Linked DNA regions of Homo sapiens: region 2 is linked to region 1. Evidence: chromatin contacts called from ENCODE Hi-C or POLR2A ChIA-PET data. All regions are on one chromosome and are shown on one strand. The core of a region is the stretch at or near the end of the contact, and the rest is flanking DNA. Distances in the headings are between cores, read along the strand shown.

What was found. Hi-C counts contacts between places; a loop is a spot of excess contacts on that map. ChIA-PET counts read pairs that join two places held with the same protein, here RNA polymerase II (POLR2A). Pooled maps may share reads with other maps.
Region 2: a map of mammary epithelial cell shows a loop between it and region 1 (3-fold over the local background). The contact joins two enhancer-like sites. A Hi-C loop is called at or near these places in 3 of 168 maps with a recorded cell type or tissue (Calu3, PC-9 and mammary epithelial cell), 1 of 37 single-sample maps with no recorded cell type and 3 of 50 pooled maps. POLR2A ChIA-PET finds 5 or more read pairs at or near these places in 6 of 52 experiments (AG04449, GM12878, HCT116 and 3 more).

Annotation. Positions count from the first base shown.
Region 1 is chr18:26,439,014-26,442,933 of GRCh38, forward strand. No RefSeq gene overlaps it. Among named protein-coding and RNA genes, the nearest start is that of LINC01543, 18 kb to the left of the region's middle. RefSeq lists a silencer at 2,398-2,598. Within about 2 kb of position 1,783, at least 2 of the 41 ENCODE cell types and tissues checked have a DNase peak (open chromatin) inside an H3K27ac peak, as active enhancers do; they include mammary epithelial cell, where a contact is called at or near this core.
Region 2 is chr18:26,479,252-26,483,171 of GRCh38, forward strand. The region is part of intron 2 of KCTD1 (potassium channel tetramerization domain containing 1); the gene reads right to left. Among named protein-coding and RNA genes, the nearest start is that of LINC01543, 58 kb to the left of the region's middle. RefSeq lists an enhancer at 1,256-2,455. Within about 2 kb of position 1,745, at least 8 of the 41 ENCODE cell types and tissues checked have a DNase peak (open chromatin) inside an H3K27ac peak, as active enhancers do; they include mammary epithelial cell, where a contact is called at or near this core.

The DNA of each region.
Region 1 (3,920 bases), core at 533-3,032:
TGGAGCTTACTCCGACAGTACAGAGCTGTCTCACAAAAGTGACAGCAGGGACCCACCAGGCCTCAGGAGTCAACCAGAACCAAGAAATCAACTGCTGTTGTTGCTGCTTCTGCTGTACCCCGGCCTCTGAATTTTCTCTTGCCCGTGAACTTGGCAGCCCACAGAGCTAAGGCTGATAGTTCCTCTTTTTGACAGCGCAGCCAGACAGAGATGAGTCTCCTAGACTCAATTATATATTTGCATGTAAGAGACCTGACACAGGTATTCCCTCTGGGCCGATCAATGAGGGTGGTGGTGTCCTGGGTAAATGTAGCTTCTCCATTTATGGTGCAGTGGAGGAAAGGGTGTATGTGTGTGTGTGTGTTCTGTTCAGAAAGTTGGGCAGGGGATAGGGAACTGTTCTCAGATGCAGTGTTGTCTAAGCTGACACCCAAGTTTCTTGATAAATTATGCCCTGAATGTTTATGAATAGTGTATCAAAGAAAGCAGATGCCCAGGCCCTTCCAAAGAAGTCATTTCCTTCTTGATGGACATACTAAAGGGATAGAAAGGGAGGATGCAGGGATTTGTAATCAGGAGGATCTGAGTGGAAAAGCCATAAGTGCGCCAGCTTCCTCCTCTTTTTCTTGAGGGGCTAGTGCCAAGTGCAGGGCTGGCTCACAGTGGGTGCTCAGCAGCTCTGAATGCATGAATGAATGAATGAACGAATGAATGAGTGATAGCCTAGTCCTGTGGGTTCACAGCTGTTGGGAACACCCGTACCCAAGTAATGCTGGTGAAGAGGCTGGCATTATCCTAGAGGGAGAACTTTGATGGTGTGCTTCAAGTCAACAGTGATGTCTGTGGCTCGGATGAAGATGGACAGGCCATGCTCAGAGAATTCTCAGATGACTCAAGACTTGAAGGAGTGAATAGCTTCCTGGAGGACAGATGGAAGAACCCCAAAGCATCCAAAACACTAATCCTGTGAAATTTCATGGGGAATAAGGGCCAGTTCTTTCTTTGGTTATAAATGATCAATTGCTCAAGGGATGGGGGATATCTGGCTTGATCAAACCCAAGGTCCGGGTGGTGTCTGCTTCTTAGGTTGCACTAAGTTGAGTACAGTGTCCAGATCAAGGGCATTTTAGTTGAAGAAAATGGGGCTGCTTAATCTGGTAAAGAAAGCAGTAAGGACTGATTCAATGCCTTTCTCCTTAGTGGAGGACAGTGGACCCAGGGGAAGAGCTGTTAGGGCAGCAAAGGCACCCAGCGTGACAGTAGCAAGCTCCTTGTCAAGTCAGTGATGGCTGACCTGGTGAAGGGTGATGCCTTCCCACATTCTTTCTTGTTTGCTCCCCTTAACAGTCTTCAGGTGCAGTTGAGGCAGATGGCAGTGTGCTCTCATTAGCTAAAGAAGCTGGGCCGCTAAAGAGTGTTTAAGTGACCCGCTCAATGTCACATAGCTAAGCTGGAACCCAGGCATTCTGGGTTCCAGGCTACCCATGATAAGCATTGAAGGCGAAGCTGGAAGACCGTGGTGGGGTCTTCCGTGGGATGCCTTCCATGGGAGGGAGAAGAGCTACCTTGAAAGATGCCTAGCTCCCAGTGTCTGTGACTTTGACAAGGGCAGAATGTCAGCCTCTGCTGCAAACTGTCTGTGTCCCTGACTACAGACGATGAGAGGTGGTGAGCAGTTAACATTTTTCCTACCTGTATGCCCTGCTCCATTTCTGAATGAGTTATGTCATTTATTCAACAGGATAATTTAATGATGTAGCCACTTCCGCCGTTGGAACAGTATGTTCTGATACTCATGGCTGTACTTCAAGAGTTGTAACTTCCGGATTAATTGCAGAATCAAGCTTTCATTTATCTGAGATTTCTTAATCAGTGAGAGTGACAAATCAGACACACGTTTAATGTGGGCTAAAAAGTGCTCAGCATTATAACAACTAAATGCAACGTGTGATACTGGACTGGGTCGAGTCAGCAAACAAAACAAAAGAGCTTTTAAAAGAATTACTGGGCTCACGCCTGTAATCCCAACACTGGGAGGCTGAGGCGGGTGGATCACTTGAGGTCAGGAGTTTGAGACCAGCCTGGCCAACATGGCGAAACCCCGTCTCTACTAAAAATACAAAAATTAGCCAGGTGTGATGGTGCCTGTCTGCAGTCCTAGCTACTTGGGAGTCTAGGGGGGTGAGAATCGCTTGAACCTGGGAGACGGATGTTGCAGTGAGCCAAGATCGTGCGGCTGCACTCCAGCCTGGGTGACAGAGTGAGACTCCATCTCAAAAAAAAAAAAAAATTATTGGGACAGTTGGGGAAATTTGAATATTGACTGTGTGTGTGTGTGTGTGTGTGTGTGTGTGTGTGTGTGTATTATCACACTGAGAGTTAAGAGCATGTTCTTGTTCTTAGGCGATTTCGTGCTGAAGTACTTGGGGTGATTGCTGCGCTGCCTGCAATTTACTTTCAAATAGCTCAGCAGAAACGATACGCAGGGACAAGGAGAGAGCAGACCTGGTGAAACGTTAACAACTGATGAATCCAAGTGAAGAGTGCATGCCCTTACTTGTACTGTTGTTTCAACTTTTCTGCAGGTTTGAATATTTTAAAATGAAAGCTGGGGGGAAATGGTTAACACTGAAATAAAGGCAAATTTCAGGAAATAGTTTTACTGTATAGTAAGTCTAAAAATGAAAAGCGCCAGTGGTAAGTAGGCAAGTTGAGGCAAACCATACTGCCTCTTTTCTTTTCCTAGCAGTGGAAAGCCAGAAAGCTACAGAATGAAACAAAGGCTATTTTGTGTGGTAGATGAACTCATTTATCAGCTGCATTCAGACTAGAAAGGCAGAGGGAGAGATCAGTCTGTTGAAGTTTCTTTTCTCCACCCCATCCCATCACTCTGATTAACCCTGTCGTTATTTCCCAGTGCTTTTCAAGGAGGCAGCCCTATCCAAAACTTGGATATAGCCAGGATTCAAGCATGCAGCCAGGCGTAAAACATCTTTGAAATATGAGCCATAATGACTTGTTTTTCTGGCAAATGCTTTTTGTTTGAAGGAAGTACAGAATTTAAGAATCTATTTTTAAAAAAATGTTAATGTTGAAAAGTCAGATAATTTACCAAATAAAAAAGTAATGTTTGCTTTTCTAATTCATTACAAATTTATTACAGTTCATCTAAGAGCAACAAAATATAAAAATCTTTACAAATAAGTGCTGCCGGAAAGTGTTTGGGTGGTCAGCGTTTAATTTGGAAGGTTATTCAGCTTGTTAGAGACCCATTTATGGATCAAGGAAAACCTTATATAAGCCCAACCCGATTGTCCATCTGGTATGCCTCACTCAACTCCCAGGAGTCAACTTGGTGTGGACTTGATAGTTGGCCAGATCTGGGTTAGAATCTGGACTCCAGTAATTTACTTATTCCTGATATTGACTATCTGTGTCCTCTTGCTTTTCTCCCCAGTTAGTTTGGTTAGAGGTTTATCAGTATTATTAATTTTCTCAATAACCCAGCTTTTCATTTTATTGGTTTTCTCTATTATTTTTTCTTTTTCTATTCTATTGATTTCTATTCTGATCTTTATTATTTTTGTTCTTTTGCTTACTTTGGATTTTCTTTGTTCTTCTTTTTCTAGTTTCTTAAGGTGGAAGCCAGAGTTGTTGATTTGAAAGTTTTCTTCTTTCCTCATGTAGATGTTTAGTGCTATAAATTTCCCCCTAAGTACTGCTTCAGTAGAATCCCACACATTTTGGTATGTTATATTTGCATTTTCATTCAGTTCAAATACTTTCTAATTGCCCTTTGATTTCTTCTTCGATGGGCTATTTAAAAACATATTTAATTTTCAAATATTTGTGGATTTTCCAGAGTTCTTTAATTCCATTGTGGTTAGATAATTTCTTCTTTATAACTTCTTTTAAATCCA
Region 2 (3,920 bases), core at 495-2,994, 40 kb after region 1:
CCACCAAGACCAGAGGAGACGAAAAGCTGAGGAAGGCCTGAATTCCACCCAGCACAAGAGGAAACCTAGCCAGGGAATTTTTCTTATGAGGGGGTCCAGTCAAAGGGCAGCAAGAAAGGCCCAGGCCCTGTCTCGGGGGCCCCCTTGCCTGGTGAAACCGCAGACCCCCCGCCAGGCCGTGGGAACGCTGGCGGCCAGCTCGGCCAGACCCGATGGAAGGGGCTGAAAAACGCGCGCTGCCAGGGCAGAAAAGGCTGCGTGGGCTCCGTGGAAGCAGAGCAGGCAAGGGGTGTGGAGAGAAAGAGGAAAGGGCTGGAAGGGAAGGGTGCTTGGGCCGCGGAGGCACAGGCCTGGCGGAGGTGAAAGCCTCTCAGAGAAGAAAACGTTCCCCATTGGAAGCAACAAACGCTGGGAGTAATAAAAAGAAACGCAGGGCTGCTGATTTCTGCCAACTTTAAAAGGAGGAACGTTGGAGTTGTGAAAACACAGTGGAGGGGGCACGTGGTGCCAAGGGTCGTAAAATGGCGTCCCTGGGTGGTTTTTGAGATTGGCAGGACTGTGCTGTGGAAAAGTATTGTTTGGCTAAGCAAATAATGGGGAAAATCGGCACAGGCTGTATTTCTTGTGGACATGTGAATGGAGTTACAAATCAAACTGCAGTGATTTGTAAACTCTGATGCCTGAAAACTATGTGGAACTCATTACAGTTTACTAACCTTGGAGAACATTCCTGTTTTCCAACTAGCCAAGACCAAGCTGGCTCCAGACGATGTATGGCTGGTTTTGGAATTTTTTTTTTTTTTTTTTTTTCACTCATTGAATCAAGTGGCAATGCTGAGAACGACTTTCTTCCACCAATTTCTTTTTGTTTTTTAAGGATGATCATTACTATTTTAACTATTTTTTTTACTTTTTAAAACATTTTATTTTGAACAATTTCAAACTTATGCCAAAGCAGAGAAAATAATAGAATGAACCCCCATATGACCATCAACCAGCTTCAAAAGCTGTCAATTCCTGGTTAATTTTGTTTCAACTCTACCTCTATGCCTCATTCTCCTTTCCACTGGTTATTCTGAGGTAAATCTCAAACACTGTATTATTTTACTGTACATATTTCATTAACTAATAAGATTGGAAAGTTCACTCAAAATATGTTCACTAAAAAAAAGTTCATTAAAAATGACAGATACTGAATTCCACTCAATATTAGCTTTTTAATATTAGCACTCTGAGGCTTGGGCATGGTGGCTCATGCCTGTAATCCCAGCACTTTGGGAGGCTGAGGTGGGCAGATCCCAAGGTCAGGAGTTCAAGACGAGCCTGACCAACATGGTGAAACCCTGTCTCTACTAAAAATACAAAAATTAGCCGGGCGTGGTGGCACGCACCTGTAATCCCAGCAACTCGGGAGGTTGAGGCAGAGAACTGCCTGAACCCGGGAGATGGAGGTTGTAGTGAGCCAAGATCATGTCACTGCACTCCAGCCTGGGCAACAGAGCGAGACTTTGTCTTAAAAAAAAAAAATTAGCACTCTGTTGATTACTCTTGTTTATAGAGCAAATAATGCAAGACCTAATCTCTGAGGAAACCAAGCCCATTTGGTGGGAAGTGAGTCTGGTTCTCTCCACTCTCCCTGGCATCGTGTGCTGTCCACACTGTGCATTAAAGAATGGTCTTAAGTCAAAGAGAGTATGGGGCTAGGATCCTACATTTGGCTTAGCGTGAATCATTCATTAAGAATTTTTTCTTGTGTATTCATTCATTTTATGGACCTGATATCTCTAATTTCCTGTGACTCAGGTTCTTAAGAATTTCTTTGTTTCTTGTGTAATCATTCAGTTACTCATTCACTCTTTCCACCAGTATTAGTGGGGGCTCACTATGCCAGATACAGGGGATGCAGTAGTAAATAAGCCACAGTCCTTGCTTTTGTGGAATTTAAGTCGTCGGGGCTGGGAGTGTGGGTCAAGTGCAGTGTGATCAAGTGTGTCACTGGGTGTGCACAGTGGGCTCAGGAGGTGCACCTGGCTCACCTAACTCAATCTGGGGTTGGCAGGGAAGAAAGAGAAAGCTCATTGGAGACCTGAAGGAGAAGAAGTTGGCCAGGTACAGGGGCAGGAGGTAAGGTTAGGTAAGCAGGGAGAAGGGTGCGGAAGATACAAAGGCTTGTAGCCAAACCCTGCCATGTGATTACTCTCTATTGGGGTGTAGTCAGGCTGGCTGAAAAATGAGGCTGAAGCAGCAGAAGCCAGATCGTAAAAAGCCATGTGAGCCGGGTCAAGGAGTTTAGATTTGGTCTCAAGGGCAATAGCGACTGGTGTCAGGCTATGTTGTCAGGGACAGTAAGTAAAAGAGCACATTTAGGAGTGAGACAGTCAAGGTGCCACATCTGAAATCACGCCTTCTCACAGACACAGCTTCTGGCTTATCCAAATCCTGTCTGTTTTGCCTTGCTTTGACTACATCATTTGCATAATGCAGTGGTTCTTAACCCTGGCTACACAGTGGCATCACCTGGGCAACTCTGAAAAAATAATGATGCTGGGCCCCCATCCCCAGCTATTCTGATGTAATTGGTTGGGAATGAAGCCCAGGCATCTGTATTTTTTTTAAAAAAAACTCTCCAAGTCTCAACTGAGTTGAGAACCAGTGTAAAGGAGGTTGAGCAGAGAGACCAACGAGGAGGCAAGTCAACATCAATTGAGACCCTGTCATTCTGAAGTGTCAGAGCATACTTTCTTAAACTGTGAAGGATCTCCAGGACAACCAAGTTCAGCCTCTCATTTACAAATGGAGACACCGAGTCACAAATATGTAACACTCAAGGATGCATGGCTGGGTAGACACAGAGGTGGCTCCAGACCCCACCATGCTGCCCCTGTGGTGATTGGCACAATGGTCAACTTCAAGCTTACGGGGGACAATGGCTCTAATGCCAGTTACTACTCATTGAATAGCATTATGTGCCAAAGAGTGAGCTGGCTGCTTTAAGGGTTTATATCTCATTTAATCTTTAAAATGAGGTCAAGGAAATCATTGGTAGACTGAGAAGATACCCTACACTGAACTGAACCAAACCAAACTGAAACACCCCAAGACTCCTGAGGTTCCTTTCAAACTGCTGGTACAATCATAAAGAGGCCTAAGGAGGGATGGGAAAGAGGATTCTCAGGGCAATGGAAACCTCTGGGAAGAGTAGTACACATGAGGTTTCATCTCCACTTACCTTGCAGCTCTTGTTCTATTATGTGCTGTGTCCCTACACTTAATCCTGAAAACTCTTACGGGATTTGTCACTTTACAGCTAAGGAAGTTTAGCTTGAAGAGGCTGCCAATTCTGCCGAAGCTGTCTTCTGGCTCTAGGCTCTGTACCCCCCACCCTTCCCATGCTGCACTGTCTAGGGCACCCCATGCCACCTCATGAACCAAGGCATGTAACTCGACACCAGGCCTGGCTTTACCGAGAGGCCAGCAGGTTAATCCTTTCAACTCTCCCCTGTGGTCCATGCATGGTAATTACAGAGGGAGGGCTCATCTGCATTGCTGCAGGATGGACCAACCCAGAGAGGGTGGAGACATCCTGCTCAGGGGTGAGGCTGGGGAAAGAAGTGCAAAGACAGATGGACCACAGGATGAGGATGGCGAGAAAAGGGAAGGGCCCGGGTGGTTGGGCCCTTTTATCCATTTGGCTCTCCTTTGCCAAGAAATGCCTCTTTTTCTCTATGTCTAGGCTTCCAAGCCATGGGACATATGGTTTGGACTTTAGGAAAAGATTTCATTTAGTTTCTGGTCCAGAATTATTTTGCTGGCTAAGAGATTCAGAGGCTACTTACAAATGACATCTTTAGCATTTGGAGATATTTAATTATAAAAGTGATACCTGCTTATGTTGTCAACTGGAAAAGTATAGACGGTGA